Regions from separate parts of the Homo sapiens genome. Here region 2 is linked to region 1. A link is a loop called in an ENCODE intact Hi-C map of the cell type or tissue named here. Cell type or tissue: chondrocyte. All regions are shown on one strand. Links, peaks and the distances in the headings refer to the core of each region. The heading gives the core; the rest is flanking DNA.

What was found. Peaks named below come from ENCODE experiments on the same cell type or tissue, not always from the same donor. Only the 100,000 strongest peaks of a DNase experiment are listed, where the experiment ranks them.
Region 2: it touches region 1 in a loop (2.8-fold over the local background); 3 of 110 quality-filtered maps call a loop at or near these places.

The regions. Positions count from the first base shown.
Region 1 is chr7:36,107,309-36,123,183 of GRCh38, reverse strand. It overlaps the pseudogene MARK2P13. Among named protein-coding and RNA genes, the nearest start is that of EEPD1, 38 kb to the left of the region's middle. RefSeq lists enhancers at 2,386-2,920, 2,921-3,456. In chondrocyte, for the core only: no CTCF peak of the experiment used is centred there; a DNase peak (open chromatin) is centred at 7,537.
Region 2 is chr7:36,381,797-36,397,671 of GRCh38, reverse strand. It overlaps ANLN (anillin, actin binding protein), which reads right to left and starts at 7,810. Exons shown (of 24, transcript NM_018685.5): 1 at 7,628-7,810; 2 at 1,253-1,406. The coding sequence starts at 7,645. It also overlaps a transcript of MATCAP2 not described here. RefSeq lists enhancers at 6,984-7,574, 7,575-8,165 and a silencer at 7,756-8,165. In chondrocyte, for the core only: a CTCF peak has its summit at 7,392; DNase peaks (open chromatin) are centred at 7,261 and 7,921.

The sequences.
Region 1 (15,875 bases), core at 3,502-11,501:
TCAAAAAACCACCTCCTGGATTCATTGATTTTTTGAAGGTTTTTTGTGTCTCTATTTCCTTCAGTTCTGCTCTGATCTTAGTTATTTCTTGTCTTCTGCTAGCTTTTGAATTTGTTTGCTCTTGCTTCTCTAGTTCTTTTAATTGTGATGTTAGGGTGTCGATTTTAGATCTTTCCTGCTTTCTCTTGTGAGCATTTAGTGCTATGAATTTCCCTCTACACACTGCTTTGAATGTGTCCCAGAGATTCTGGTATGTTGAGTCTTTGTTCTTGTTGGTTTCAAAGAACATCTTTATTTCTGCCTTCATTTCGTTATTTACCCAGTAGTCATTCAGGAGCAGGTTGTTCAGTTTCCTTGTAGTTGTGTGGTTTTGAGTGAGTTTCTTAATCCTGAGTTCTAATTTGATTGCACTGTGGTCTGAGAGACTGTTTGTTATGATTTCCCTTTTTTTTTTTTTGCATTTGCTGAGGAGTGTTTTACTTCCAATTATGTGGTCAATTTTAGAATAAGTGCGATGTGGTGCTGAGAATAATGTATATTCTGTTGATTTCGGGTGGAAAGTTCTGTAGATGTCTATTATGTCTGTTTGGTCCAGAGCTGAGTTCAAGTCCTGGAAATCCTTGTTAATTTTCTGTCTTGTCGATCTGTCTAATATCGACAGTGGGGTGTTAAAATCTCCCATTATTATTGTGTGGGAGTCTAAGTCTCTTTGTGGTCTCTAAGAACTTGCTTTATGAATCTAGGTGCTCTTGTATTGGGTGCATATATATTTAGGATAGTTAGCTCTTCTTGTTGAATTGATCCCTTTACCATTATATAACGGCCTTCTTTGTCTCTTTTGATCTTTGCTGGTTTAAAGTCTGTTTTATCAGGGACCAGGATTGCAACCCTTGCTTTTTTTGTTTGTTTGTTTGTTTTTGCTTTCCATTTGCTTGGTAGATCTTCCTCCATCCATTATTTTGAGCCTATGTTTGTCTTTGCATGTGAGATGGGTCTCCTGTATACAGCACACTGATGGGTCATGACTCTTTATCCAATTTGCCAGTCTGTGTCTTTTAACTGGAGCATTTAGCCCATTTACATTTAAGTTTAATATTGTTATGTGTGAATTTGATCCTGTCATTACGATGTTAGCTGGTTATTTTGCCCGTTAATTGATGCAGTTTCTTCATAGCATCAATGGTCTTTACAACTTGGCATGTTTTTGCAGTGGCTGGTACTGGTTGTTCCTTTCCATGTTTAGTGCTTCTTCAAGAGCTCTTATAAGGCAGGCCTGGTGGTGACAAAATCTCATCATTTGCTTGTCTGTCAAGAATTTTATTTCTTCTTCACTTATGAAGCTTAGTTTGGCTGGATATGAAATTCTGGGTTGAAAATTCTTTTCTTTAAGAATGTTGAATATTGGCCCCCACTCTCTTCTGGCTTGTAGAGTTTCTGCCTAGAGAGCCACTGTTAGTCTGATGGGCTTCCCTTTGTGGGTAACCCGACCTTTCTCTCTGGCTGTCCTTAACATTTTTTCATTCATTTCAACCTTGGTGAATCTGACAATTATATGACTTGGGGTTGCTTTTCTTGAGGAGTATCTTTGTGGTGTTCTCTATATTTCCTGAATTTGAATGTTGGCCTGCCTTCCTAGGTTGGGGAAGTTCTCCTGGATACTTATCCTGAAGAGTGTTTTCTAACATGGTTCCATTCTACCCATCGCTTTGAGGTAAAGCAATCAGATGTAGATTTGGTGTTTTCACATAGTCCCATATTTCCTGGAGGCTTTGTTCATTTCTTTTCACTCTTTTTCTCTAATCTTATCTTCTCGCTTTCTTTCATTAATTTGATCTTTGATCACTGATATCCTTTCTTCCACTTGATCAAATCAGCTATTGAAGCTTATGTATGCTTCACGAAGTTCTTGTACTGTGGTTTTCAGCTCCCTCAGGTCTTTTAAGCTCTTCTCTACACTGGTTATTCTAGTTAGCCATTCGTCTAACCTTTATTCAACGTTTTTAGCTTCCTTGTGATGGGTTAGAACATGCTCCTTTAGCTCAGAGAAGTTTGTTATTACAGACGTTCTGAAGCCTACTTCTGTCAATTCGTCAAACTCATTCTTCCTCTAGTTTTGTTCCCTTGCTGGCAAGGAGTTGTGTTCCTTTGGAGGAGAAGAGGTGTTCTGGTTTTTGGAATTTTCAGCCTTTCTGCTCTTGTTTCTCCCCATCTTTGTGGTTTTTTCTACCTTTGGTCTTTGATGTTGGTGACCTACAGATGGGGTTTTGGTGTGGATGTCCTTTTTGTTGATGTTGATGCTACTCCTTTCTGTTTGTGAGTTTTCCTTCTAACAGACAGGCCCCTTAGCTGCAGTTCAGTTGGAGTTTGCTGGTGGTCCACTCCAGATCCTCCTTGCCTGGGTATCACCAGCAGAGGCTGCAGAACAGCAAATATTACTGCCTGATCCTTCCTCTGGAAGCTTCATCCCAGAGGGGCACCCGTCTGTATGAGGTGTCTGTCAGCCCCTACTGGGAGGCGTCTCCCAGTCACGCTACACAGGGGTCAGGGACCTACTTGAGGAGACAGTCTGTCTGTTATTGGAGCTCGAATGTGCTGGGAGAACCACTGCTCTCTTCAGAGCTGTCTGGCAGGGACATTTAAGTCTGCAGAAGCTATCTGCTGCCTTTTGTTCAGATATGACCTGCCCCTAGAGGTGAAATCTAGAGAGGCAGTAGGCCTTGCTGAGCTGCAGTGGGCTCCACCCAGTTTGAGCTTCCCTGCCACTTTGTTTACACTGTGAGCATAGAACCACCTACTTAAGCCTCAACAGTGGCAAACGCCCCTCCCCCTACCAAGCTCCTGCCTCCCAGGTCGGTCTCAGACTGCTGCGCTAGCAGCAAGCAACGCTCTGTGGGCATGGGACCTGCTGAGCCAGGCATAGGAAGGAATCTCCTGGTCTGCCAGTTGCAGTGGCACAGTATTTGGGCAGGAGTGTACTGTTCCTCCAGGTACAGTCACTCACGGCTTCCCTTGGCTAGTAAAGGGAAATCCGCCAACCCCTTGCACTTCCCAGGTGAGGCAATGCCCTGCCCTGCTTCGGCTCGCCCTCCATGGGCTGCACCCACTGTCCAACTAGTCCCAACAAGATGAACCAGGTACCTCAGTTGGAAATGCAGAAATCACCCGTCTTCTGCATCGATCTCGTTAGGTGCTGTAGATCGGAGCTGTTCCTATTTGGCCATCTTGGAAGCGACTCTTGACATTTTATTTTTAAAGTAAACTTTTTATTCAATCAAACCATAGATGCATAAAAGCATACAGTTCATAAGGGAATAGCTTGATGAATTTTCATAAAAGCAGCATACCTGTATACAGTACCTAGATCAAAAAGCAAGATATTACTAGCACTCCCAAAAATCTCCCATGTGCCCCCTTCTAGGAACTAATCCCAAGGACACCCACCACTCTGACCTCCAACAACATGGATTGGCTTCGAGTGTTTTAAAGTTTATATAAATGGACATGCAAAATGCACTTTTGGTGTCTGGCTTCTTTTTCTCTCAACACTGAAATTCATCCTTATTGCTTGTGTAGTTTGTTCATTGTCACCATTGTGCAATATTCTGCTGCATAACTATACCACGCTTTACTTCTCCATTCTCTGTTGGTGGATTTTGGATTGGTTCCCAGGGTTTGGCTTTTGAAATAGTGCTATGAACATGAGGTCATACTTGTATGTGTCTTTCAGCAGCTATATGCACGCCTTTCTCTTGGGTGTATAACTAGAAGTGAAATTGCTGGGTTGCATGGCAATATGTATGTTTAACTTTATAAGAAACTGCCAGATAGTTTTCCAACATGGATATACCAACTTCCACACCCACCTCCAGTGACTTGATGTTCTGGTTTCCCCATAGCTTTGCTAACACTAGCTATAATTGCACCAGACAGTTTGCATGTGTCATTTTGATGCAGTCTCAGTAGTGGTTACAAGCGTGGACTCTGAAGCCAGACAGCCCCGGTCCTTATCCTGACACCACCCTTTTAATATCCCTAAGACCTTGGCCAACTTCCCTAGCCACTCTGCACCTCAGTTTTCTAGTCTGTTAAGTGGGAATAAGAACAATAGCCCCGGCCAGGTGCTATGGCTCACCCCTGTAATCCCAGCACTTCGGGAGGCTGAGGTGGGTGGATCACCTGAGGTCAGGAGTTCAAGACCAGCCTGGCCAACATGGTGAAACCTCATCTGTATTAAAAATACAAAAAAAAAAAAATTAGCCGGGCATGGTGGCCCATCCCTGTAATCCCAGCTACTTGGGAGGCTGAGGCAGGAGAATCACTTGAGCCTGGGAGGTGAAGGTTGCAGTGAGCCAAGATGGCACCACTGCACTCCAGCCTGGGCAACAGAGTGAGACTGTCAAAAAAAAAAAAATAGCCCTATCCTCTTAGGGTGGTGGTGCATTTATCACAGTGGCTATCACATGGTTACCACTCCACAGATGTTGGCTCTCACAGTTATTCCAGGTGGGTACCAGGAGGCTCCACAGTGATCTTTAGGGGGGCCCTGGGAAGCCCCTGTCCCTCAGCCTGTTCCGTTGCCCATGGCTAGGCTCTCCTTGGAGAGAGTGCTATTGGTACCTGTGTCTGTGTCAGATGCCTGGGAATGGTGAGTCCAGGGTCCATTCTGTGGAATGCATAGATGAATATGTCCTATGGCTGCTGGGGAGGGGCTCACCATCTAGTGGGGCAGGAGATCCAGGGACAAATTGTGACCCAACTGTGACAGAGAAGCTGGTGTGGGGCAGATAGGGAGTGGGAGGATGTGCAGAGCTAACTGTGCATGGGGGCATCAGGGATAACTTCTCGTATTTATACCTGATGCACCTGAGGAATGAATCGGGTATGAGTTAACCAAATGTGAACAGAGAAGCACTAGCTGTGGGTTGGGAGTGGGGAGCAGGCTTCTTATCTCAGTGTTCCCCAAAGAAGAAGGGGGCTAAAAAGATCCTCGGGCTTGTATGGACAGTTGCCTTTTCTCTTCTCACAACTTTTCTAGCTCCTTCCCCATACACATAGTCCCTGAATTGCTCTGGAAGAGCTAGTGGTTATGTAGAGGGCGAAAAGGTCTGAAATATTCAGAATAAAGTGCAGAAATTGAATTTCAACAATATTTGGTCCAATCAGCTATGCTTTTAAGTAAATGAAAGACTAATCGATATTTCTTTTTATTCATATTTTTAGAAATGATTGTTTCCTATTCCCATTTAGTTTTTCTCTTCTAATTTTTGCCAGAGGAGAGGTTCTCCCATTTTTAAATGGAGCATCGCTGTGAATCATGCTGCATTAAATATGAAAGTTTATGCTCATAGCAACTAATGGTGCTGGAAAATAGAAAGACAGTTTTCTATTAAAACTGCATGAGACTAACAGTGCCCATGAAGAAAGCTTTTTAAAGAAAACCAGTCCTGGTATTTGTTAGGGCCAAAATACACACAAGAGATTCCCTTGGAGTCAAGACCAGCTGAAATAGAAGCAGAGTCATAGAGCTCAGGAAGGGGAGACCTGGCAAGTCACTTAGACCTTCTGAACCACTGTTTCCTCCTCTGTAACCAGGGAGGATCAAACCAGCAGGCCTCAAATGGCCCATTCCAGCTCCATCATTTGGAGATCTAAAAATAACGTGACCACTGGAGAATACCTGCCTAATTCTCTCTCCTAATTTCCCTTCAACAGTCTTCTGCTCTGGGCTCCCTGGCTCAGTCCCCTCTGAATCTGTCATTAGAATACCCCAGCGCTCTACCAACCTCTCCCGTCTGCTCTTCCACCAATAGAGGAGAAGCCTGTGAAATGCTGAGCGATTCCGGCCACTCCCAACAGGACAGTGACACTGAAGCCTCAGCCCCCAACATCATCCATGAAAAGTGGACAACCTTCTTTCTAGGCTCTGTTTCCATTCCTAAGACTGAAACTCTTAGGAAACACTTCGTTTCAAAATTTTAATCATCAGCATTATAAAAAATCTGATCTACAGACCAATCAGTACTTCCTGTTGACAGGAAATAAAGCAGGCACCCAGTGGGTAAAGTAGTTTCCCGAAGTCACACAACTGTTAGTGACAGAGCCAGGACTAAGCCCCAGGCTTTCTTGCCAACATAGTAGTGTTTTTATTAACTAGGGAAGGAAAAGAAACTAACATTTCTGAGGAACTGGTCTGTGCCCTGAATCTCAAATGACCTGGGAAGATTGCTATCACTGACCCCATTTCACAGATGAGGACACTCAGGCTGAGAATCATGTCTTGGTTATTCTTGGTGTCAGGAGAAGTAAAATGTTCCTGCTTCCAAAGCCTTGCTTTCCCTGTCCTGTCCTGTCACTTCCCTTGCCAACGGTTGGGGTTTTTATGGAACAGCACTTGCATTTTAGCCTTTGGTTTTTAAAGCACCAACTCACTCCTCTGACTCATACTTCCTAGGTGCACCTTCTGTGGAATGCAAAGATCAATATGTCCTGTGACTGCTGAGGAGGGGCTCGCAGTCCAGTGGGGCAGGAGACCCAGGGAGCAACTGTGACCCGACTGTGACAGAGAAGCTGGTGTGAGGCAGACAGGGAGCAAGAGGATGTGCAGAGCTAACTCTGTGAGGGGATCAGGGAGGGCTTCTTGGAGGTGGTGGCAGGAGCTGAGGCACACAGGATGAGGAATCACTTATCCGGAGCAGCAGGAGAAGAGCTGGCTTTATCTGGGTGGAAAAATAAAAACTTTGGTTTAAATACAGATGTAATTTTGAGGCCCAAAACAACTAGAATAACAGAAAGACAACCAGTTCTCAGGATAATGGGCAAAAAAAGGGCTTCAGCTTCCCACATTCAACATCATTTTTATTAGAGTTATTTTAACTTATCTTTACCGCTAATGGCCCGCAGCCACCCACTTTCGAGGCAGCTTCCCGGCAACACCAGCTCTCTGATCTAATTTTACCCACAAGAAATTTGAGTTTGGAAGAACATGTGCAGAAGCTTCATTTGGTAGAAGGAGGCTAGAGGGAACCGGCACCCTGGGCCCCTGGAGAGCACACACAGCAGAGGGGCAGATGTCGGGGAGGATTTGACAGTTGCAAAACTGCCTATGGAAGGCCAAGCATCTGAGGGACAGCCTCTAGACTACCACCCATGCTGTGGTTCCCCAGCTCTGGGGAGGATGACATGAGTCTTTGGAATGTGTATTTTATTTTTGTCCTGCCTGGGTTTATAGCCCTAAAATGAGGTCTCTGCCTTCAGAGCAGAAAGGACCAGATAGTCTGATTGACCAGGGGAGGAGCCCTAGCTACTTTCCCCTGGGATGCCACTCTGTAAGTCATGCAAGGGCACCTCCAAGGAAGCCTCTCTGGGTGTCCCTTGTGATAAGCCCCATGTGTCAATGTGTCTGTGCAGAGGGAAGTGTTCACAGCTATACCAAGGGTGCACAGGGGAAGGCACCGCAAGGTTTCTTTATGACTCAGGCCTACAGAGTGGGTGGGAGAGGAGAGAGTACAGATTCCAATATGAATCAGCCATCCCTCCTAGCCTGGCAGGCCGCCAGCCTTTGCAACTCCCTTCTGATGCCAGACTATCTCCCAGCCTGTGCTCCACTGATGCCTGGAGGACTGCTCCTCAGTCATCCACTGTCAACACAAATTGATCTATAGGTTCAGTGCAATCTCAGTCAAAATCTCAGCAAAATCAGAATCTCCTGCTCTGCAAAAGACAGTAAGCGAATGAGAAGGCAAATCACAGATTGTGAGAAACTATTTGCAAAAAACATGTCTGATAAAGGACAGCTATCCAAACTAAATGGAGAACTCTTAAACTTCAACAATACAAAAACAAGCAACCCAACTGAAAAATAGGCAAAAGATCTGAATAGACACCTCACCAAAGAAAATACACAGGTGGTGATACACTTTGGATGTGTTTCTACCCAAATCTCATGTTGAAATGTAATCCCCAACGTTGGATGTAGGGCCTGGTGGGAGGTGATGGGATCCTGGGGGTGAATTTCTCATGATGGTTTAGCAGCATCCTCTTGGTACTGTCCTCGCCACAGTGAGTGAGTTCTCAGGAGCTCTGGTTGTTTAAAAGTGTGTAGCACCTTCCCCTTTTTCTCTCTTGCTCCTGCTCTAGCCGTGGGATGTGCCTGTGCCCCCTTTGCCTTCCACCATGATTCTAAGTTTCCTGAGGCCTCCCCAGAACAAACTGTTTCTTAACATATAATTCAGCAATCATGTGCCTTGATATTTACCCAAATGAGTTGAAAACTATATGCATACAAAAACATATACATAGATGTTTATTGCAGCTTTATTCGTAATTGCCAAAAATTGGAAGCAACCAAGATGTCCTTCAATAGGTGAATGGATAAACATTTTTATATAGTATCTTGATGCCATTTAGGCTATGATTTCATTTTGAGACCAATCATTCAGAGCTGTTGCTTTTTTAATTTTCCCAAATTTTATTGAGAGAAGCCAAGCAGATGCCAACATCATGCTTCCTGTACAGCCTGTACAACCATGAGCCAATTTAACCTCTTTTCTTTATAAATTACCCAGTCTCAGGTATTTCTTTACAACAATGTGAGACTGGACTAATACAGATGGCAAGTAAGCACATGTAAAGATGCTCGACATCACATGTCATCAGGAAAATGCAAATTAAAAGAACAATGAGGTACCTCTACACACCTATTAGAATGGCCAAAATGCAGAACACTGATGATAGCAAGTTCTGGTAAGGATGAGGAGCAACAGGAACTCTCCTTCATTACTGGTGGGAATGCAAAATGGTACAGCTACTTTGAAAGACAGTTTGACAGTTTTGTACAAAACTAAACGTACTCTTTCTTACCGTATGATTCAGCAATCGTGCGCCTTGATGTTTTCCCAAATGAGTTAAAAACTTATATCCATACAAAAATATACCATAGATGTTTATTGCAGCTTTATCCCTAATTGCCAAAACTTGGAAGCAAACAAGATGTCTTTCAATGGGTGAATGGATAAATGTTTCTCTATAGTATCATGGTGCCAGTTAAGTTTTGGTATCATTTTGAGACCAGTCATTCAGAGTTGTGTGTTTTTTGTTTGTTTGTTTGTTTGTTTTGTTTTAGATGGAGTCTTGCTCTGTCACCAGGCTGCAGTGCAGTGGCATGATCTCAGCTCACTGCAGCCTCCACCTCCCAGGTTCAAGTGATTCTCCTGCCTCAGCCTCCCAAGTAGCTGGGACTACAGGTGCGTGCCACCATGCCCGATTAATTTTTTGTATTTTAGTAGACATGGGGTTTCACTATGTTGGCCAGGATGGTCTCGATCTCCTGACCTCGTGATCCACCTGCCTCAGGCTCCCAAAGTGCTGGGATTACAGGCGTGAGCCAGAGTTGATTTTTTAAATTAATTTTTCCAAATTATATTAAGACTATAAACTTTTGGATCGAAAAAGTTCAATGAACCCCTAACAGAATAAACATAAAGTTCAAAAGCACACAAAACCAATCACTATATTATTTAGGAATAGATACATATATAGTAAAAACAACAAATAGCCAAGGCAAGATTAACAAATTTCAGGATAGAGAGTGCCTCTGGGGAGAAGACGGGACACTCGAAGGCTTTAACTATATTAGTAAATTCTTTTTCTCAACTGATCTAAGGAGTAAATAAGTATTTTTATTACTATTCTTTAAATTGAATATATAGGAAATATTTTTGCAGGATCATAGATATCACAATAAATAGAAAATGAATTAATGATTCATCCATTCTTCTTCTGTGTTACTTATAATAACAAAAGCCAGAAACCTGGGGGTCACCCTTGACCACACCCTCACCAACCAAATCCAGTGAATTATCATCACTTTCCACTTCTCCCTACTTCCAGTATCACACCTGGCTCAAGCCACCTTGACTCTCGCCTGAAACATTGATATATCTTTCTCTCCCTTACACTCTTGCTCTAATCCAATCTCCATACAGCAGCCAAACACATTAAACCTTATCAGTCTATCTCATCATCCCCTTTGCTATCAGAAGCAATGGAGTGACATGTAAATTGCCCAAGGCCACACAGCCAGCAAATGGCAGAGGCAGGATTCAAAATCTACTAGTGTTACTGGAGAGTTCACATGTCTTATTCACCCACTATCCTACCTTGGGTGATACTGGGAAAGGCTCAGCCACTGCTTAGCATGGGGTAACGTCTGGATAAAGGACAATTTATTTTTCCTCCAATCATCACTTCACCTCCTTTATATTCCTGACTCCTAATTTTCCTTAACTCTGACTTGAAACCATACTTTCCAAGTAATGGCTTCCTAACCTCCTTGCCCGACTACAGCAAGTCCCTGCTATTTGTCCTTCCAGCACTTTGTCTATTTCTAGTAACATCCCTCCTCCACTAGATTGTGACTTCCACGAAGGCAGGAGTCTGCTTTGTCCCCCATTGCAGTGCACATCATACACCCTTACTCACTCTGGTTCTCTCCATGTCCATTTCTCAGTGAAAGTGATAGGTCACCAACAAGACCTCTCGCCTTGCATTTCAACGTCATGCAAGCTGATCTGGGGACCCTACCTGCAGGGCTGTGTGTGAGCCCTGGTGGGATGGGGAACTGAGACCAGCCCTGGCACATGGAACCTAAGATGGCCTGTTCCATGCAAGAGACCTGGTGCCTGAGTGGGAATGAAAGAGAGTTTAGGTACCCAAGATTTCAATCTCTGGGGCCAGCGAATGAATCATAAATGAGCCCCTTCTGCCCAGTAAAAAAAATCGTATCTAGTCCACTTACTCAGCTTGGGTGGGGAGCACCTGGATATTCACCCCAGGCATGTTGGGGCCACAAGTGATACAGATCAAGGTAACCAAGCAGGGATGGAGTTGGGGTAGGGGTGGGAGGGCAGGGGCAGGCACAGCCAAGATTGTGGGACTTCCCCAGAGGCCCAGAGAAGCTTGAGCCGGCAGAGGTCTGTCTCCTCTCCTTGGCAGCATTTAGAATTTTTGTCCACAATCTTTCTGCTCTGCAACAGAGGCAGGGTGCCTTCATGCATCTCTGAATACTTAGTGTCCAGCACAGGGCATGACCAAGGGTATACGTCCAAGAAATGGGAGGTGCAGCCCACCCCCATGAGTCCTTCAGGTCTGACTCAGGAACCTCCTTGAGAAGTCTTTCTTCCCTGACATTCTCTAGCTGTATCCATGCTCCTCACCGTGGGACCCCGCAGCCTTGGTGCTCTTGGTATTGTCATTATCCGGACACCAGCCAGAAGCTGTTGGTTTTGTTTGTTTGTTTGTTTTAAGGAATGGAATATTTTAAGTGTAGATATTTTGAGCTTTTTATGAGCCAAAAGCTTTTTACAGCTTTGCAAACTAGAAATTAAAAAGCCACTGAAGCATCCTACATGTTATAATTTCTAAGAAGGTGAATATTTGTTCACTACAACCCACATAAACAAAAAGCTCTTTGAATTCTCCCTCTTTTTGTTTTTTAAGAGTAAAGCATTCTTGAGACCAAAAAGTGAGAAAACCACTGTGAATTATCCTTAGCTGTGATAGGTCTATTTCTTGCTATGACCTCGTAAGGAACCAGTTACAGACTTCCAAGTACTGTACCATGTAAGTCCCTGGCTGGGCCTAAATTTTTGGCCTTCCTAGCTCAGGAAGGTAGCTTTTGGTGACCTGAAGGATTTTCACCAAAGTTAGCTTTTTAAATTTCTTGGCTCTGTATCTATTTTTCTTGTTATTTTCTCTTTTTTCCCCTCCTCTATTCTTTTTTTATTTTTCTCTTTATTCTTTCTTTTTTCATTTTCCTTTATTCTTTTCCTTTTCTTTTTTCTTTTTCTTTATTCTCTCTCTCTCTCTCGACAGAATCTTGCTCTGTCACCCAGGCTGGAGTGCAGTGGCACCATCATGGCTCACTACAGCCTCAACCTCCTGGGCTCAAAGGGATCCTCCTGCCTCAGCCTCCCAAGTAGCTGAGGCTACAGGCATGCACCACCACACCTGGCTATTTTTTTTTTTGCAGAGACAGGATCTCACTATGTTGCCCAGGCTGGTCTTGAATTCCTAGACTCAAGTAATCCTTCTGCTTCAGGCTCCCAAAGTACTGGGATTACAGGTATAAGCCACCATTCCTGGCCTCATTTTTAATTTTTTTTTCTTTTTCTTAATTCCTTTTTGTTTTTCTCATTGTTTTCTTTTTCATTTCTTTCCACATTCTTCTTTATTTAATCAGTATTATTAGTTAATATTGGTAATTAGTATTGTTAGCAGTAAGTCCAAAAGACTGGTAGGCCCTTTATAGCATCTCTGCCAAGGAGGAGACTCATATTGGCAGCTACATGCTCCTCAAGACCATTGCCAAGGGAACCTTTGCCAAGGTGAAGTTGGCCTGGTACATCCCGACTGGCACACAGGTGGCTGCAAAGGTCATTTACAAGTGTGGAACTCCAGCCTCCAGAGACTATCTCATGAAGACATCATGAAGGTATTGTATCATTCCAACATTGTGAAATTATTTGAGTTGATCGAGACCAAGGAAGCACTTTACCTAGTCGTGGAGCAGGCTAGTGAGAGAGAGGTATTTGAGTACCTAGTGGCTCATGGCAGCCTGAAGAAGAAGAAAACCTGAAGCAATTTCCACCAGATAGTGTGGGCTGTGCTATGTGATAGTATTGCTGCCAGAAGTGTAGTATTGCCCATAGGGACCTGAAGGCAGAATAGTTGCTTTTGGATGCTGACGTGAACATCGAGACTGCAGGCTTGGGCTTCTTTGGCAACAAGCTGGGTACCTTCTGTGGTAGTGCCCCTCATGCCACCCAGAACTCTTCCAGGGCCAAAGTAAGGTGGCCCCAGGGTAGAGGTGTACAGCCTGGAGGCTTCCTGTATATCTAGTGATCACATCCCAGCCCTTTGATGGACAGAACCCTAAGGAGCTGCGGGAGTAGTGAGAGCTGAGAGGAACATTTGGTATTTGTTTCTACCTGTCCATGGAGTGCGAAAACCTGTTCAAGTGAATCCTCATGCTCAATCCAGCAAGAGAGGCCCTCCTATGGGGAGAAACTAAAGCTTTGCGTTGAGTCATTCTCTGACTACAAAGACCTGGGCAGGCAGAACTGATGGTGTCCATGGGTCGTACATGGGAAGGGATCCAGGACTAGTTGCAGGACAATGAAGTGTTGGCCACCTATCTTCTCCCAGGCTACAAGAGATCCAAGCTGGAGGCTTGGATCATACCCCTGAAACTAATGCCTGCAACTGATCCCGCTACCAAGCTGCCCTCCTTCCCCATCCACAAGGTACAGTGTATCATCCCTGCCAACCCAAAACAGCAGAGATGCAGTGAGCCTGCCATTCCTACCTTTACTTCATACTCTGAGAATAGTCGAAGGAACAACACAGAAATCAGAGGCCTGAGGAGGACCTGGAGTCAGGGCAGAAGCCAGCAGCACAGCTAACGTGCCTGCTAGTCCCCTACCTGGCCTGGAGAGAGGACCACTCCCCCTGCACAGCCCCCCAGTGAGGCCCTGTGGCCTCCCCCTTCACCCACACCCCAGCAACAGTGGTGGAGCCCCAGGTGGAACCAACTTCCCCCAGGGCGTCTCCTATAGAGAAAACTAAGTGCACACTGGGCACCTTGGACAGGTGCAGGATCAGTAGAATTTGCCCAAGGTATGACCCAGCCTTTCCCTATGGAAACAGCCAGTGCTGGCAGGGGACCACGGGGAGGTTCTTCAACTTCCTCTGCAGGCACCTGTGTTTCAGGTTAGCCAGAAAGAACCAGCCTGAGGCTGAAAGCAGAGTGCAGATAGCGAAACCTCAGGTGGTGGACAGCAGGGCAAGGTTGAGCACAGGAAAGAATGTGGGAGGTCAAGCTAGCTCCTGGCACTTGCCATGAGGCAAGGAAGTCCTGAGCTCCAGGGAGCCCAAGGAGATGGGGCAGGAAATGGGCCATGCTGGAGGCAAACAGCTGTGGGTAGGAGTGAGCAGAAAACACACACTGCTGTGCATGGCCCGCCTGGCTGAGAGGATCTCATGCAGTGGAGGACGCAGGTGTGCAAGCTGCCAGGCTTCGCTCAGTGGGATCAGATCAGGAGAAAATCCCATACCTCCCTGGCCTTCAAAAGCATTGTCCTTAAGATAAGTGCTGACTTGAAAGGTTGGCCAGGGGCCACCTGGGGAATAAGGAGGGCAGCCCATCTGCCCCAGCTGGGGAAACTGCAGAGACTGGACTGCTTCTCCAGGGGCTCTTCTTCCTTCCTGTGCTCCTCTCTGTCTTGTCTTCTGTGTTTATTAGGAAGAGGAGATGGTTCTATAGAAATAAACAAACACGATCAACACACACACAAATATATATGCCAATTTACTATATTTAAATACAATAGTTAAAAAAACCCTGCTCTATGACTGCAGCTGTCACAAGACAATCATCTACAACTTTCCGAAGGGTGGGCCCTGAACCCTTCAAAACACTCTTGTGACCCACCTGAAAAATGATAAGAAAAACAATATCCTCAATGGAAACCAAAGCCTGAAAGAGCATCCCGAGAGTGGGACAACTGTCAGTGGCTGTAAAGAGGCTTCCCTGGAGCTATGACAATGGCTCTTGCTGCTGGGAAACAAGGCCTGAGGGCCACACCTGTGTGATGAATACCGCTCTGAGACAGCCACCCCACTATGTATAATCCTAAAACAATCTCAGTGTATCCTCTCTCGTGTCCTGTGGGTGGCTGGGCTCAGCTAGGTGGTTGCTCTGCTCCTTGTGGTCTCTGCTGGGCTCACTCCAGGAGGGTACATCAGGCTGGGGACTGGGCTGGGTTGCAAGGTCCCAGATGATTCTCTCACACTCTGAGGCCCTGGTGCTGATTGAGGGCTGGGGTGCCTCAGTTTTTCTTCCTGTGGCCTCTCAGTTCACAAAAGGAGAGTCAATACTTCCCTATAGCATGGCAGCTGAGTTCCGGGAGGTAATATTCCAGGAGAAATGAACGACTGCTTATCAACCCTTTGCTTGCCTCACTCTCACAAATCACATGACTAAGCCTGGAGTGAATGTAGGGAGGGATCACACAGGGAGGAGAGTGCAGGGAGGCTGGACCCCCTGGGCAACTGTGTATAGTCTATCACACACTGTTATGCAGCAAGGCACTGGACTCCTTTAGAGAAGTGGATGAAAATGCTCCTGGTGGTGGGATTCCTGGCTGAGTGTCTGTACACAGGCACAGAAGAGAAAGCAGAATTCATGTTATGTATAGAAGATGAAGGTTTGTTCATTGCCCCTCTCCATGGTGTCTGTCCATGGTGTCTGTCTGGCCATCCTCTGCCACAACTCCCAGTGAGGCAGGATCTGATGTAGAATGTGCAAGTGGGCTGCCAATGCCTGGAGTTTCCTGAGTTTGGGAACACAGGGAGCCTACTCTGATAAAGAGGGACAAATCCACTGTTAAGGTCACACTAAAGGAGACGTTGCCTTGTCACACTGATATAATTCAGGACAGCATCCAGCTTGGCCACTGCACACAAGTTGGTGCCAAGTCAATAGCCTGACTGAAGCTCATTGATTGGGGAATCGGGGCTTGCTTTGCCAGGACTGAGGTCTTGTGTGTTGGGGCAACATTTCCCTATTCAGCTTTCAAATCTCATCTTGACCCTCACTTCCCGGGAAGTCCCCTAGCAGAAATTACTTGTAATTCACATCCATATTCTCTTCCTCTCCCTTATTTCAACAGGCACTAGTCTTACTGATTTCATGTCTGCAGTCCTGCTGCACCATCAGCTCCGGGAATAGAAGAGTCAGGAGTGTGCTCCTCACTGTAACTCCAGTGCCTAGCACTATGGGCGGTAAAATTGAAAACACAAATGCTCTCCCTTCTTGT
Region 2 (15,875 bases), core at 3,200-11,199, 270 kb before region 1:
CAAAGTGTTGGGATTACAGGCGTGAGCCACTACACTTGGCTCTTTTTTCTTTTCTTTTCCTTTTTTTATTTTTGAAACTTTCTAATGTTTTATAACTCACTTATCGATCTATTTTCTATGAACACATCTAATAATTTTTGAAAGTGTTCCTGCTTTAACATGCAATACCATCTGGAAATACAGAATTCTTCTAGTTTACAATTATCTAAAACAGTAAATGTGAACTTCTACCTAAACATCGAAATGTAGTTTTGAACTTCTACCTAAAGAAGTTTAGGTAACACTGGTTTCAAATACATAGCACTCAATAGTACAAACCCATCTCACAGTGAAAACGAAGATCCTGGACTAGGGTCAGGCCCCTATTTTCCTGGCTGAATACCATATAATATGTAATGTATTTCCTTCACTCTCCCTTCAAAATGGATAAACGTATGAAAACTAATTCTTGTTCTATGATTAGCTTCCAAAATAACTGAGCTAGCCCCATGTACACTTCTCTGCTTTCTTTTTTTTTAAAAAAACATTGGTTTTGCCCTCTGTAATTTTTTCTATATTTTATTTTACAGTTGTATTACAGTATTTTACAGTCGTACTAAGGAAGATTATTATCTCCAGACTATTCTACACTCCAGGAAAAGACTAAGGAGGCTGTCTGATGCTGGCTGGGAATCAATCCTAGGATTGAGGAAAGAGTAAGACTACAGGTGAGTTTTTGTTTGTGTGTATGTGTGTGTGTGCTTGTGTTTAATTCCACCACTTCTGGAGATTAACAACCTAAACTTTAGAGAGTTGGTTCAGCAAATAGAGAGTGAAAAGGGTTCATTAAATGTCAAGCATGGGCAGTGTGCCTTCCATTGCCTTGCTGGTACCGGAGACACCACCCAAACTCAGTGGCCAGCTGTTCTGCCACCCCTGGGATAAAAAAACTACACACTACTGTAAGTATAAATGTTACCCTACTCCTTTATTTTTCTTCCCTTGAGGTTTTAAGGATAACTTCAGAATGAAGAAAATAAAGTTCAATCAATTAATTTAAAATATTTTTTAGAAGAAACCGTTCCAACCCTATAGGTTCTAGGCCTAATATAATAACTCTGAAATAGAATAGAAGGCTGTTATTTCCCCCAGAGGCTGTTACATTTGTCTCCCAAAGAGCTTGGTTCTTCTATATGCTAATGAAATGTTTGGGGCTTGTCTCCTTCAAAAGAAAAAAAAAGTAAATGTTATTTTTCCCCACAAAGTCTTTTACCTTCACCACCAGAGAGGGGCTGCTGGTTACTTGCTTCTGAAAGTGGCTGTCTAGCTCGCTTAGCATGAGTCATAGACCTTGGAGCTGCTGTGGGCCTCTCAGCCATTTTTCTCTGAAGATTCTCTCGCCTGGCACGGGTTCGCTCCAGCAGTTTCTACATAAATAAATATATCAGTGTTAAAACACAAGTTTAATCAAAGGTTCATAAAATTGCAGTATCTTCTAAAATCACCAATTGCCATACAGGATGACAGTTAAACACATTTCAAAAGTGAAATCCTAAGCAATTATGTCAAGATTCACTAAATGAGTACCCCAATGTCATAACTATTACAGGAATATTACAGAAGGAATAAAATATGTAAAGTTAGTTATATAAGATTTTTAACGGCCACAAATTTTTTCTGCTTTCATCAAAAGACAGAATCTATTTCTTCACCCTTGAATCTGGGCTGGCCTTGTGATCTGCTTTGACCAATAAAATATGGTACAAGTGATATTGTGAGACTTTTAGGCATCAAGAGATTTTACAGTTTGGGGTCTCTCTCTCTCTCTGCCACTAAGTGAACATGCCCAGGTTAAGTCTACTAGAGGAGACACATGGCCCAGGTGATGGTCAGTATCAACTACCAAACATATGAATAAGGCCACCTTAGACCATCCAGCTCCAGATAATCTGCCAGATCACTGAAGATTCCTGCATGACCACTGCAGAGACAAGCAGAAGAACAGCCCGGCTGAGCACAATACAAATTGTTGACCCACTGAATCATGAGAAATAAGAGTATTGTTTTAAGCCACTATGGTAGGCAAAATAATGGTCCCTCAAAGATTTTTTGTCCTAATACCCTAAACCTCTGAATATGTTGCCTTACAGAGCAAAAGAGACTTTACTGATGTGATTAAGAATCTTTAGATGGAGATAATCCTGAATTATCTGGTCAGGCCCAACATAATCACAAAGGTCCTTATGATGGAAAACACAGAGGCAGGAAGATCAGAGTCAGGGAAAATATGACCATGGAAGCAGAGGTCAGAGTAATGTGATTTTTGGCTTTGAAGATGGGGGAACAGGACAAGCCAAGAAATACAGATGGCCTTTAGAAACAAGAAAAGTTAGGAAACAGATTCTCCCCTACAGCCTCCAGAAGAAACACAATTCCACTGACATGTTGATTTTAACACAGTAAAATCCATTTCAGATTTCAGAGTGAGACCCTGTCTCTAAAGAACTGTAAAATAATGAATATGTTATTTTAGGCCACTAAATTTGTGATAACTTGTTACAGCAGCAAAACTAATAGAGCCACTAAAATCTGGGGTGGTGGTAAGCAGCAAGAGATAAATAACATATTAGTCCTTTGAAAACATAAAACACTTCCTAAGAGGAAAGAAAAACAAAATAATCTTATGTTTTATTTAACTAAATATTAACATATAATAAAATGGTTTTAAATTGAAATCTTAGCCATTCCATAAAGTCATGAATACTCCTTTCTACTCCAAATCAACTGATGTTCCTATTTTTAAGTCAATTTTAGTAAAGCTCAAACACAAGACCCTGTAAAACAATTCATTTTCTTTCAAATGCACACAACTAAAGGAGGTATGCAGATTATTATTACTGCCTTGCATACTCAGATACAGTAGTTAGTGCAGGCTGAAAAATTAAATTCCATTTGACTCTTTTTAATTCCTTAAAATACAGTAACAATTTTTTAAAAATCTGAGTATGTAAAAGAAATATGAGCTAAATTTGAAAGAAGGCACACTCTCTACTCTTCTTAAGAATGATTTCTAATTTAAAGTTCATTGAAAAAAGTGACACTAAATTGAAATGCTCTAATCACTGAAAAAATAATTTATGAACCAAATGGCTTCCAAAATACAAGACCTTCACCCGCTAAATAAAAGTCCTTCAACAAATTCAAGAATAAGCATATTGTTTCACAAATCCATATATGTCCGATAATTTCCCCCCATGATACAATATGAGAACTAAAAATAAAATACTAATCCTCCCAACCAACTGAACAGATCCCCTCTTGATGAAGGGGACCCCAGAGAAACCTTAAAAACCGAGTTCTCAGCCATGATGGAACAGGAGGCCGCATGCACCTTGTTATACCCCTCCTTTTGCTGTTTAAACACAATAACTGATGAGCATTAATGTTAAATAGAGATCATAAGACTGACAGAAGACTCTTTGTAGCAATAAGATATCAAATTATAAACAGGATCAAGCCTAGGCAACAAAGCAAGATCCTGTCTCTGCAAAACATACAAAAGTTAGCCAGGCATGGTGGGGCACATCTGTAGTCCCAGCTACCTGGGGGGTGGGGTGGCTGAAGCAAAAGGATTACTTCAGCCCAGGAGTTCAAGGCTGCAGTGAGCTGTGATCGCTACTGCACTCCAGCCTGGGTAACAGAGTGAGACCCTGTCTGTAAACAAATAACTAGGACCTAAGGCCATGCCAGGCAAGGGTTAAGTCACAAACTCCCTACACTTAAAAAATAAACTATCTTCTAACTGCCAAAGTTTTTCTTTTACTCTAGTAGCTGAACAAGCACTGACCTTGAGATAAGCAATAAATATTAAAACAATTGCAGCTCATCTTCCATCAGACACTGACTAACCCTCCTGCTCCACAAGCTACAGCTACAGCTTTAATTGGACAAGAGATTGATTTCAATAAATCTATCTCAGTAAGAAGACCACCAACCATGAACTGATTCTGGCCAGTTTACAGAGGCTGCTCACTTGAATGCCTTCATGTCCCCACCTCACCTTTTGACATATAGGGCCCAACTGTAATGTATTTCCACGTTAAGTCTTCATCCCAAAGTGAACATGGGATGCATGTAACTGCACGTTTGTTCAGTACCCACCCATCAGGACCCCTTTGTAAATACTCATAGCTCTGCCTATAACCTGTTGAATATGTATACCTGGCTAACCCTTTAGGCATAAATCCCTGTTCCAGCTTCTCCTCTCTTGAAGTGCCTGTTTCCAGTCTCTGCCCGAAGCTATTAAATATGTTTCCCAGCCTGTCAGGATGGCCACACTGTAGGCTGTAAGCCTTTATAAGAAAGTCTCTGCTGGGCACAGTGGCTCATGCTTGTAATTCCAGCACTTTGGGAGGCCAAGGCAGGCGGATCACTTGAGGCTAGGAATTTGAGACCAGCTTGGCAAACACGGTGAAACCCCATCTCTACTAAAAATACAAAAATTAGCCAGTTATGGTGGTGCATGCCTGTAGTCCCAGCTACTTGGGAGGCTGAGGCAGGTGAATCACTTGAACCTGGGAGGCAGAAGTGACACCGAGCCAAGATCGCACCATTGAGCTCCAGTCTGGGCGAGAACGAGACTCTGACTCAAAAAAAAAAACGAAAAAAGAAAAAAGAAATAATGTCTCCTTTCTAAATTAATAAATTTGTAATTTTTCAATTGCTATATCTCTCACTTCCCAGATACAACACTAGCCTAATTATATTCATTCGTGGACATGCCCACATTCCATTCTGGTCAGTTAGAACATTTGTGAGTCAGTACAGCTTCAGTTACCATGAGCAGTAGGTCACAACAAAAGAATGTGATTTTGTCATTCAAACGTATATGAATGTTCTATTGCTTACATTAGATTCAAAAATTCCCAGATTAAAAAAAAATTAAATAGATACACAAAAAAAGATCCCTAATCTGTGAAGTAAAGCTATAAACACCAAAGGTTATTAAATTAAAAGAAATTATATATCTTAAATATATAAACTCAATAGCTCAATAAATGTAAGTAGCCGTTCCTTATAATAGTATATCAGGAATTTTAAAACTCTTTTAAATACAAGGTATATTCCTTGAAATATCACACCTTTCTCAAACAGTGTAGGCATTAAAAAAAAAAAAAAACCACTGCAATAACATATTCAAGAAGTAGGATAGCCCACATGTATGAATCTCAGGTAACTGAAGCTTATAGTCCCTGAACAACTTTTGCCACATACACCCCAAAGTCATCTCTGACAAATTTTTCTAGGAGATTTTACTAATTTCCTTGCCTTCTTTAACACAGTAGACTCAATATAAATTAACTTCTTATTATTTTCAATATGCTCTAGCAGCTCTTCCCCAGGGAACTTCATTTAATTCTGGAAAATAAGAGAAATTCCACTAAAAATGGTAGTGGCATGTTTATTTGCATACTTATTTATATGCAGCCTGCAGACATAAAAGGATCTAAAGCGTCTACAATAAAATATGCTTCTGTGAAGTATTTTAATTATAGCTTTTTCTCTTTTAAGGTTTTTATAAAGAAAGTTCTGGATTGGTACACTTCACTCTGGGTTTCTTTGTAGTATTCTTGTACTGGGATGACTATCACCTGTGAGTAGAGCTTCAAACTCTTGACGTTATGAGTAGTGAGTTTATGGTTTTGTCACCTGGGCGACACTGCGAGACTCCGTCTTAAAAAAAAAAAGAGTGCCAGAACAGTATCAGCGACCACAGGGAGGAAGACCAATGCAGAACAGTCTTGTTTGAGGAAAAGAGAGTTTACCATGATTGTAACCTTTCTCAACTGGAGTTACCAAAATAATTAAGCCCTAATACGCTGGCGTTAATATGATAGACTTATTTCCTATGTTTGTAGGGTGGCATTGAATTATCCTTGGGAGAATTGAGAAAATAGTCTCTCAATTTTCCTGTGTACCATGGTTCTGAGAGGAAACCCTGGTTGAGAGAGTCATTTTATACTGACTTTCAGTTGATAGACAACTGTACCAGTAGCTCATTTCACTGTGCAAATGTTATGAATGCTATAATTAAGCACCCAAGAGTTGGAATCAATTCAAGTAGTTCATTCATTACCTATTAAGGAAAAGACGTCTAAGCTGTTTTTCCAACTGCAAGTGATCTAACTTTTCATAATATAAACCATACATATTTCTGAGCACATCCTAAAACGATCTAAACAGGTAAAGTTTCTTTCAGTTGAGATTTGTACTACCTTCAGAATGACATTTTTAAGTAAAATGAAGTGCAATTTTCAGCCAACTTAAAAATGCTTTGTTCCTGTCTGTTACTTAGGAAGACACATAGGGCTAATGTTTTAAGGAATCGTATTCTAGTTTAGATAAAATAAATACACGCTTTTCGACCTCAGTGTAAGTGAAAGATACTTGGTGCATGACCAGCCCTATTTTAAGGCTAATACAAAAATAGGCTCTAGATTTTTCTATTAGAACCTTTAAGGAAGGTGAAAAAAATTGATGTATTTGTCCCAAGATGATTAAGAATTTGAAACAGAAAAATAGATTATGTCATGCTTGAATATAAGTAAACTCTAATTGCTGAAATCTGTAATTAATATCTCATACATAACTTATAGAATTATAATTACATCTCCCCGAAAGAATTACCACTCTTCACAGCATTTAAGTTTTTGAATCAGTGTAAACAGTTTTAGGTCCACTTTGCAACACTCAAAAACTAACAGTTTGAAATTTGCACAACAGCCTAAAGAAAGAGGAACTGTCCTGGAATAAAAGAGAGTGGACAACTGGCAACAAAACACTCCTGAATGTGACAACGCACATTCTCCACAAAAGCTAAAACTAGAGAAATCGACACAATAACCATGTAACCCATATGCAATCTCAAAGGAACAAAAGATGAAATAAGTACTGTAATGATATGCCCCAGAAACACCGAAAAGTTTATTTCTTTGCTCTAAAATCGTGAGCTGATAGTTTTGCTCGGTACACTTGCATTGTTTCAATTAAAATGGTCAGTCCCGGGTATGAACTTCTTCGTTAGTTAGCTGAACAATGGGATCTCAAGGAACTACTGGCTTTTTATGAACGAATGCAGTGGTTTCTAGCACCTGCTTATTTTAACGTTTTGCTGTCATTTCATTAGCATCTCCCCTGCGGGCTGCGTGAACTCCGCAAATCACACATCCTACTGCCTTTCCCGGCGGCAGCCGCACTGAGTCACCGGCCCCGGACCCCGCCCTGCAGGGCATTCCAGCTGCTTCCAGCAGGACCCGTTCCGCAGGCCTGCGCCTCACTCTTGCTGCGCCAGGACTGCAGAGGGACATGGTAAAAACGGGGGCTGAAAGACCTCTCGCAACAGCCTTTTAGGACAGACTCAAAGCCTTCCTCCCTGAGTTTTATCTGTAGGACCGAAACAACAAAATCTCAGAGGAACCCACCAACCACAGCAGGCCGCAGCCGCGGCGACCCCGGCCCGCACACACTGCGCACGCGCGCACACACGCGCCCTCCGCCCGGTGGGGGTTCGCCCAGAGGTTGACAGAGGAAGGTGGGTGGGGGCCTAGAGCGGTGGGTCATGGCTGGCTGCACCCGCAAACTCACTCACCTCCGTAAACGGATCCATCGCCCCAGGCGTCGGACTACGAGACGATGGAAACGGTGGTTCAAATTCAGGAAGAGAAAAGTGAGTCTCAGCTCAGTGTGTCTCCTGGAAAAAACCAGGAGTCTGAGGCGGGGGAACTCTCCCACAACCAGCTGTCCTCTCCTCTCGGCTTCCAGTGACGGACTCGGCCTCTGCAGCCGTTCAAATTTGAATTTCAGCGCCGAGCCGCGAGCATGCGCGCTGGGCGGAGCCGGGGCGCCCTCTCCCCGCCCCTGCGCTCGGTCACGTGGCCGCGCCGGGCCGGGTGGTTCCCAGGGGCGGCCCCGCCTCCTTCCCGGCCCCCTCCCAGCCCTCGCCGCGGGGTGGAGGCGGGCAGCGGGGCGCTTCCTGCTCTCCAACGGCGTCGGGTTCCTGGCTCCACCCCCAACAACCACACATTCCCCTCAGCTTTAAGGCGATTGCTTCACACCAACCGCGTTTGGGTGTTCCCGCCTTCCTTCATTCCTAAATAAAGTATTAAGGCCGGGAGTAGTGGCGCATGCTTATAATCCCAGCATTTGGGGAGGCTGAGGCTGGAGGATCGCTTGAGCCCAGGAGGTCATGGCTGCAGTGAGCTGCGATCTCACTACTGCACTCCAGCCTGGGCGGCAGAGTGAGACCCTGCCTCAAAAAAGAAAAAAAAAGGATTAAGAGCCCTTGTGTTGGCAGGACATAATCCCAGCACTGTGGGAGGCCGAGGCGGGCAGATCACGAGGTCAGGAGTTCAAGACCAGCCTTGCCAACATGGTGAAACCCCGTCTCTACTAAAAATACAAAAAAATTAGATAGGCATGGTGGCGCGTGCCTCTAATCCCAGCTACTCGGGAGGCTGAGGCAGGAGAATTGCTTGAACTGGGACCCGGGAGGTGGAGGTTGCAGTGAGCAGAGATCACACCACTGCATTCCAGCCTGGGCTACAGAGCCAGACAAAGAGCCCTTGTGTTTCAGGTGCTGCTAGCCCGTTGGCCTTCAGTAGCTTTGTTTCCTAGGTCACACCCAACTCCTAGTCCCCAAAAGGGGGACTGCAGGCCTGGCCCTCAGAAAAGCCAGTTCCGGTGGGTCCCCGACACTCTAAGCCAATGAAATAAAGCTAAAATTAACAGACTGTGTGAAGCGTTCATGCACAATTTTTTATTTTAAATTCCATCCAACTGTGTACAGTGTTAGAGCGGGAGGAATTCTGACAAGCCCTCTATCTAGTTCAATCCTTCCTTTTACTGCCGAGAGAAGGGACACCCGAAAACGTTAAAGAAACTGGTCCAAAGAAATGAAAACCCTGTTCTCAGCTCATGACCCGTTTTCCACACTAGCTAAGGCTGTGTCTCCTGCTTATTCTTTGTAGAGTACTCCAAATTGTAAGATAGGTTACATAATTTCTGTATCAGATTCATTTCTTCTATAACAAGTCTGTGCAGGTAAAGATGACAGTTCTTGATTTGTTCATCTGAAAAGTTAAGAGTGACTGTCCATGAGCTGAACAAAACAGAACTATTCCTCCCAACTGAGTGGTTTCAATATGTTTAATAATATGTCCATCTTAGCAGTCAATCAACATTACAAAAAGAATTTACTAATATTTTTAATTTGAATTTTTGTATGATAAATTGTACGTGACTGAAATCACGGCAAGAGGTAAGGGAAATATTGCTTGGGGTCAGGGCTCCACCCAGTTAGCCAAATCGGTTAACCCATGGGTTTTTTTTTTTTTTAACCTTTGTGGGGAGTCATGGACTCCTTTGGAAATATGTTAAAACTGACCCTCTACCTAGAAAAATGACCATTTAATCATAAACTATTTAACAGGATTTTGTGAAGTTCATGGACACCAGGACAAGAACTTCTGATTTAGCCTGTTTGTATTTTAGTTTACTTATCTGTGTAACAGGAATAATCATCTGCCCTGATTTCCTCAGAGTTGTTAGGAGGGGCAGATGAAAAATGGAGAGACATAATCCAAAAATATTTCATAATAAGTAATAAGACACTGTCCGAGTGTGTAGTATATGGAATTATTAATATTTAACCCAGAATGTGTTACTTATGAACAAAGGAAAAAGATACTTCCATTTTTTTCAAGTGTGACAAGAAAGGTGTGTATGTATTTGGGGCGTGTCTGTGTGTGTATGCGTGTTTTAAACAACGTTGGAAAATGAGTCATTAGAAATTTATGTAGCCGTTGTGCCTTCTGGCTATCACTTCTATGAGCCTTAGTTTCTTTGTATCTACCTCAACTAGATTCTAGTTAAGACTAAAAGAGGTAAAGCACCTAGCATAAGATAGCTACTCACAACATTTAGTGTATCTTCCCTCACCATCCCACTATGTCTTTGGTTTCTACCTTGATAATGATGATGATAGTGATAATGGCAACCATCACAATTAAATAACTCCTAAGACTGAAACACCTACTATGTGCCAGAAACTACGGTAGATATTCAAGTCTACTCTCCTAGGGTATTACAATTGTCTCCTACTATACCTCCTTTCATTCTTAACCCCCGGTAGTTCATTCTTCAGTTTCTAGGCTAGAATGACTTTTATCTTTTTAAAAATTGTGTTATATAACAAATAAAAAAATTTGAAAACAAAAAAATTATGTTATGAAATACAATAAAAATGTGAATAATAAAACATAACCATATACCAGCCACCTAGCTTAAAAAAATACAAAACATCCCACATGTAATTGAAGTCTCCTGTGTGTCCCTTCCTATTCTCATTCATCTTCCCACTCTTCCAGGGTAAAACTATCTTGATTTGATGTTTATCATTCCCATAGAAATATGTATACTTTTATCACATCTACATATATATCCATAACAATATCTAGTGTTTTATATATAAATTTTATTTGCAGAATGTAAGTCTTTCTGCAACTTTTTCTGGCCCAATAATATCTTTATGGGATTTATCCTCACTAATAACTGTAGCTGCATTTCATTCATGTTCACTGCTAAATTTTATTATACAAATATACTTGTAATTTATGTACCCATTATCCTGTTAATGGACATTTAGCTTATTTCCAGTTTTTCATTCCAAAGACCCCATGATGCCATGACTATCCTTTATATGCACATGCAAAACTTTCTCTAGAGCAATATACCTAGGAATATTATTACCAGATATTAAAAATAAACTGCTCTTCAAAATGGTCATAACAAATGATACTCCAGTCAGTAGTATATGCCCCTGGCTGCTGCTCTAGTTCCTCCCCAATATGTGGATACATTTTAAATTTTGCCATTCTTGTTTGAGTGCCTTTCTCTTATCACTAGTGAAGGTGAACATGATTTTTTATTTATTGGACTTTCAATTTTCTTTTTCTGTGATTTTCAACTTTATATCCTTGCCCATTTTTCTGTGCAATTATTTGCCTTTTTCTTATGGATTTATAGGGTTTTTGTTGGTTGTTTACTATTTTCTGGGAAAATAAACTTGGTTGGTTTTTCGGCTTGCCAATTTTTTGGTTTGTGGCTTGTCTTTTTACTTTATGATGTTTCAGATGTACAGAAATGTTTAATATAACTAATGATACACACACACACACACACACACACATACACACATACACATACACATATACCATATATATTTTCCTTTAGGATTTGTGTTTTTTATGCCTTAAGAAATCCTTCCATACCCTGAGATAATAAAGATGTTCTGCTGTACTTTCTTCTAAATATTTTAAAGTATGGCTTTTCATGCTTTTGTCTTTAAACTATCTGGATTGATCTTGTTTTTTGTATGGATAACCAGTTGTCTTAGCAGCAGTTATTAAATTGTCCATCCTTTCTCTCATTGACCTGTAATGCCACTTTTATCATATATCAACTTTTCTTTTTTTTTTTCCCGAGACAGGGTCTCGCTCTTTCGCCAAGGCTGGAGTGCAGTGGCCTGATCTCGGCTGACTACAACCTCTGCCTCCCGGGTTCAAGCGATTCTCCTGCCTCAGCCTCCCAAGTAGCTGGGACAACAGGCATATGCCACCAAATCTGGCTAATTTTTGTGTTTTTAGTAGAGTTGGGGTTTCCCCATGTTGGCCAGGCTAGTCTCGAATTCCTGGCCACAAGTGATCCACCCAACTAGACCTCCCAAAGTGCTGGGATTATAGGCATGAGCCACTGCGCCTACCCAACAGTTCTTTCTTTATCTTATTTTATTTTATTTTATTTTATTTTATTTTATTTTATTTTATTTTATTTTATTTTATTTTATTTTTTGAAATAGGGTCTTGCTCTGTCACCCAGGCTGGAGTGCAGTGGCACGATCACAGCTCACTGCAGCTTCAAATTCCTGGCCTCAAGCAATCTTCCCATCTCAGCCTTCCAAGTATCTGGGACAACAGGTGCATGCCACCACAACCCGCTACTTTTTAAAATTTTTTGTAGAGACAGGATCTCACTTTGTTGCCCAGGCTGGTCTCCAACTCCTGGCCTCAAATGATCCTCCCACCTTGGCCTTCCAAAGTGCTGGAATTACAGGTGTAAGCCACTATGTTCAGCCTCAACTTTTTATGTACACATAGGTCTATGTCGGACTCTATTCTGTTCTACTGGTCTATCTATTCCTCTCCCAATATCACACTATATTAGTTATAAATGTTGATATCTGGTAGGGCAAATTCCAATTCAACTTGGATTATTTTGCCTCATTGTTCTTCCACATGAATTTTAGGGTCAGATTCTCAAGATCCAAAAAGAAAAGAAAAGAAAATCCTCTTCTGATTTTTAATTCAAATTGCACTGAATTTATCACATAATTTGGAGAGAATTCGCATCTTTGTGACAGCAATGCTACCCATTTATGAGCATGGTATATCTTCATTATACCTGCTAAAAATGTCTATAACAAACTTACATAAAGATCTGTAAACTTTTGTTAAATTTATTCCTACGTATCTTTGTTGTTGCTGATCTTTTTAGTTTTAGTAATTTATTTATAGAGAGGGATCTTTTTCAAATGTAAATTTTGCAGTGTCAATTCCTTGTTTGGAGCTGCTCTATGTCTTTCGTTGTAATTAAAATGATATCCAATAATATCCTTATCATACCTACAAGGCCATGCATGATCTGGAATCTACCTGCCTCTCCGAATAACCTAGTATTCTCCTAACATCACAATACTTTCCTTTTTTTTTTTTTCTTTTCACTATGCTCCAGCTTCAGGCCTTTTTTCTGGTCATAAAAAAATGCCAAATTTCTTCCTGCCTCAAGGACTTTCCACTGCCTGGACACTCTTCCTCTAGATTTAGCACGTCTGCTCCTCGTTATTTGGGCCTAAGCTTGCATGTGCTACCTCCTGAAAGAAGACTTCTTTGATCAGGTGGCCACCCCCGTCTTCTCTGCCCACCAATCACTTTCCATTCTATTACTCTGACTTCTTCATCACATTTGCCACTATCTGACATTATTTTAGTTATGTGTTTATGTTTATTAGCTAGGCCTTCCTACTACAGTGTAAGCTGTGGCAGTGCAGGGACTTGTTTATAGCTGTAACCCAGCACCTTCTGGCACATGAGTGCAGTAGATACTTGTTAAATAAATGAATATAAGCATAACTCTTATTCCTATTTTAGAGATGGGAAAACTGAGATGCATAGAGGCTAAGGGATTGGCCTAAATCATCAAAAGTGTCTTCCCTACTTATTTATATAAAACACAAAACTTCCCAAGTTATTTAAATAAAACCCACAACATAATACATTAATTTAAGAATAGAACCAAGAGTCTGAAGTAGAAATAACTAGAGATTAAAGATAGCCCTGGAAAATGAGTATTTGCTCCAAGACCTGTTCTTTTAAACAAAGGAAATAATAATTATGTCTTTTGCAGATAAAATTGCTGATAAAAAGGCTGAAAAACACAAAAATTTGAAAGCAGGGACTGCAACAAAGACCCTCCAAATGCTGTATATTTACAGTTAATTTTTCAAAATACAGTCACACACATTTGTATTTTATATTTTATACTATTTTTATACTTTTTAAAATACTATTTATATTTAATTTTAAAATTTTTAGACTATTTATACTTAATTCACAAAGTAATACAATAACACAAATCTTTTTATTTTTACAGGGAGAGAAAAGGCCAAGACCTAATCATAAGGCAGTGGCAAGAAGAGCTAAACTCAAGTTCTCTACCTCAGGTTATTTGGCTGAAGGGCCACTTCTTTTACACTTTTTAAAATTATTATTATACTTTAAGTTCTGGAGTACATGTGCAGAACGTGCAGGTTTGTTACATAGGCATACACGTGCCATGGTGGTTTGCTGAACCCATCAACCTGTCATCTATATTAGGTATTTCTCCTAATGCTATCCCTCCCCTAACTCTCCACCCCCCTACAGACCCTGGTGTGTGATGTTCCCCTCCCTGTGTCCATGCATTCTCATTGTTCAACTCCCACTTATGAGTGAGAACATGCGGTGTTTGGTTTTCTGTTCCTGTGTTAGTTTGCTGAGAATGATGGTTTCCAGCTTCATCCATGTCCCTGCAAAGGACACGAACTCATCCTTTTTTATGGCTGCATAGTATTCCATGCTGCATATGTGCCACATTTTCTTTATCTAGTCTATCATTGATGGGCATTTGGGTTGGTTCCAAGTCTTTGCTATTGTGAACAGTGCCGCAGTAAACATATGTGTGCATGTGTCTTTATAGTAGAATGATTTATAATCCTTTGGATATATACCCAGTAATGGTATTGCTGGGTCAAATGGTATTTCTAGTTCTACACATTTATTATAATGAAGAAACAACAACCATCAAAGGATGTTATCTATATGTTATTGAAAAGGGCTATTTTACTTGTTACTACTCTCTACTATTAATGATTAATGGTATTAATCTTTACTATTAATGATTCTTAGTGTCACATAGATTTTTTTTCTAGTTTAATTGATGAAGATGTTTCAGATTCCAGAGTGAGCATGAACATATTGTGCTTTCTGAACATATTATATTGTTTCCAAAAACCAGTGCAACTACAGGCATAAGTCCTTTATTCAATAGACTAATCTCAAAATGCATACAACTTTAATCTCCTTTTTATTTTCTCACGTGGTTAATAAGGATATTAAGATAATTCATATTTAAAGGACCACAGTAAATCCTTTCATAAAGAGTAAGAATTATTTTATGTACTTATCACACTATACTTTTTATATTGGTAACTTTTCTTTTCCATACCTAGATTTCTTAAAGCTATTTTTGGCTGGGCGTGGTGGCTCACGCCTGTAATCCCAGCACTTAGGGAGGCCAAGGCGGGTGGATCACGAGGTCAGGAGATCGAGACCATCCTGGCTAACACGGTGAAACCCTGTCTCTACTAAAAGTACAAAAAAATTAGCCGGGCCTGGTGGCAGGCACCTGTAGTCCCAGCTACTTGGAAGGCTGAGGCAGGAGAATGGTGTGAACCCGGGAGGCGGAGCTTGCAGTGAGCCGAGATCACGCCACTGCACTCCTGCCTGGACAACAAGGCGAGACTCCATCTCAAAACAAAAAAAAAAAAAAGCTATTTTTACAAAACTTAATTTTTTAGTGATATCATAGAAGTCACTCTTAAATATTACAGAAGTAACAGAAGCCAGTGTTTCCTAAATATCAGAGTCAATTTATTGAACATCAAATATAACATCTTAAATTTTCCTCCCATGCAAACAGACATTTTGCAAATCTTCTTTTTTTTTTTTTTTTTTTTTTTTTGAGACAGACGCTGTCACTCAGGCTGGAGTGCAGTTGCACAACTCTGCTCACTGCAACCTCCGCCTTCCAGGTTCAAGTGATTCTCCTGCCTCAGCCTCCCGAGTAGCTGGGATCACAGGCACCCACCACCATGCCCGGCTAATTTTTGTATTATTATTGTTTTTTTTTTAGTGGAGACAGGTTTTCACCATGTTGGCCAGGCTGGTCTTGAACTCCTGACCTCAGGTGATCTGCCCACCTCGGCCTTCCAAAATGCTGAGATTACAGGCATAAGCCAAAGCGCCCAGCCACAAATCTTCTTAAATTTGATACAAGAGAATGTAACAGATTTATTGCACTCCATTGATGTCTGTCATGAATTTAGTGATCTTCTAAACACTTCAAAAATTTCTCCTCACATGCTATTTCCAGACCCAGGGTTCATTTATTCTTTCATTAATCCTTCCAAATGCTGGGGTTCAGGACATACACTTTCACTCTCCTCTTTCCTGCTTCTCAGAGTC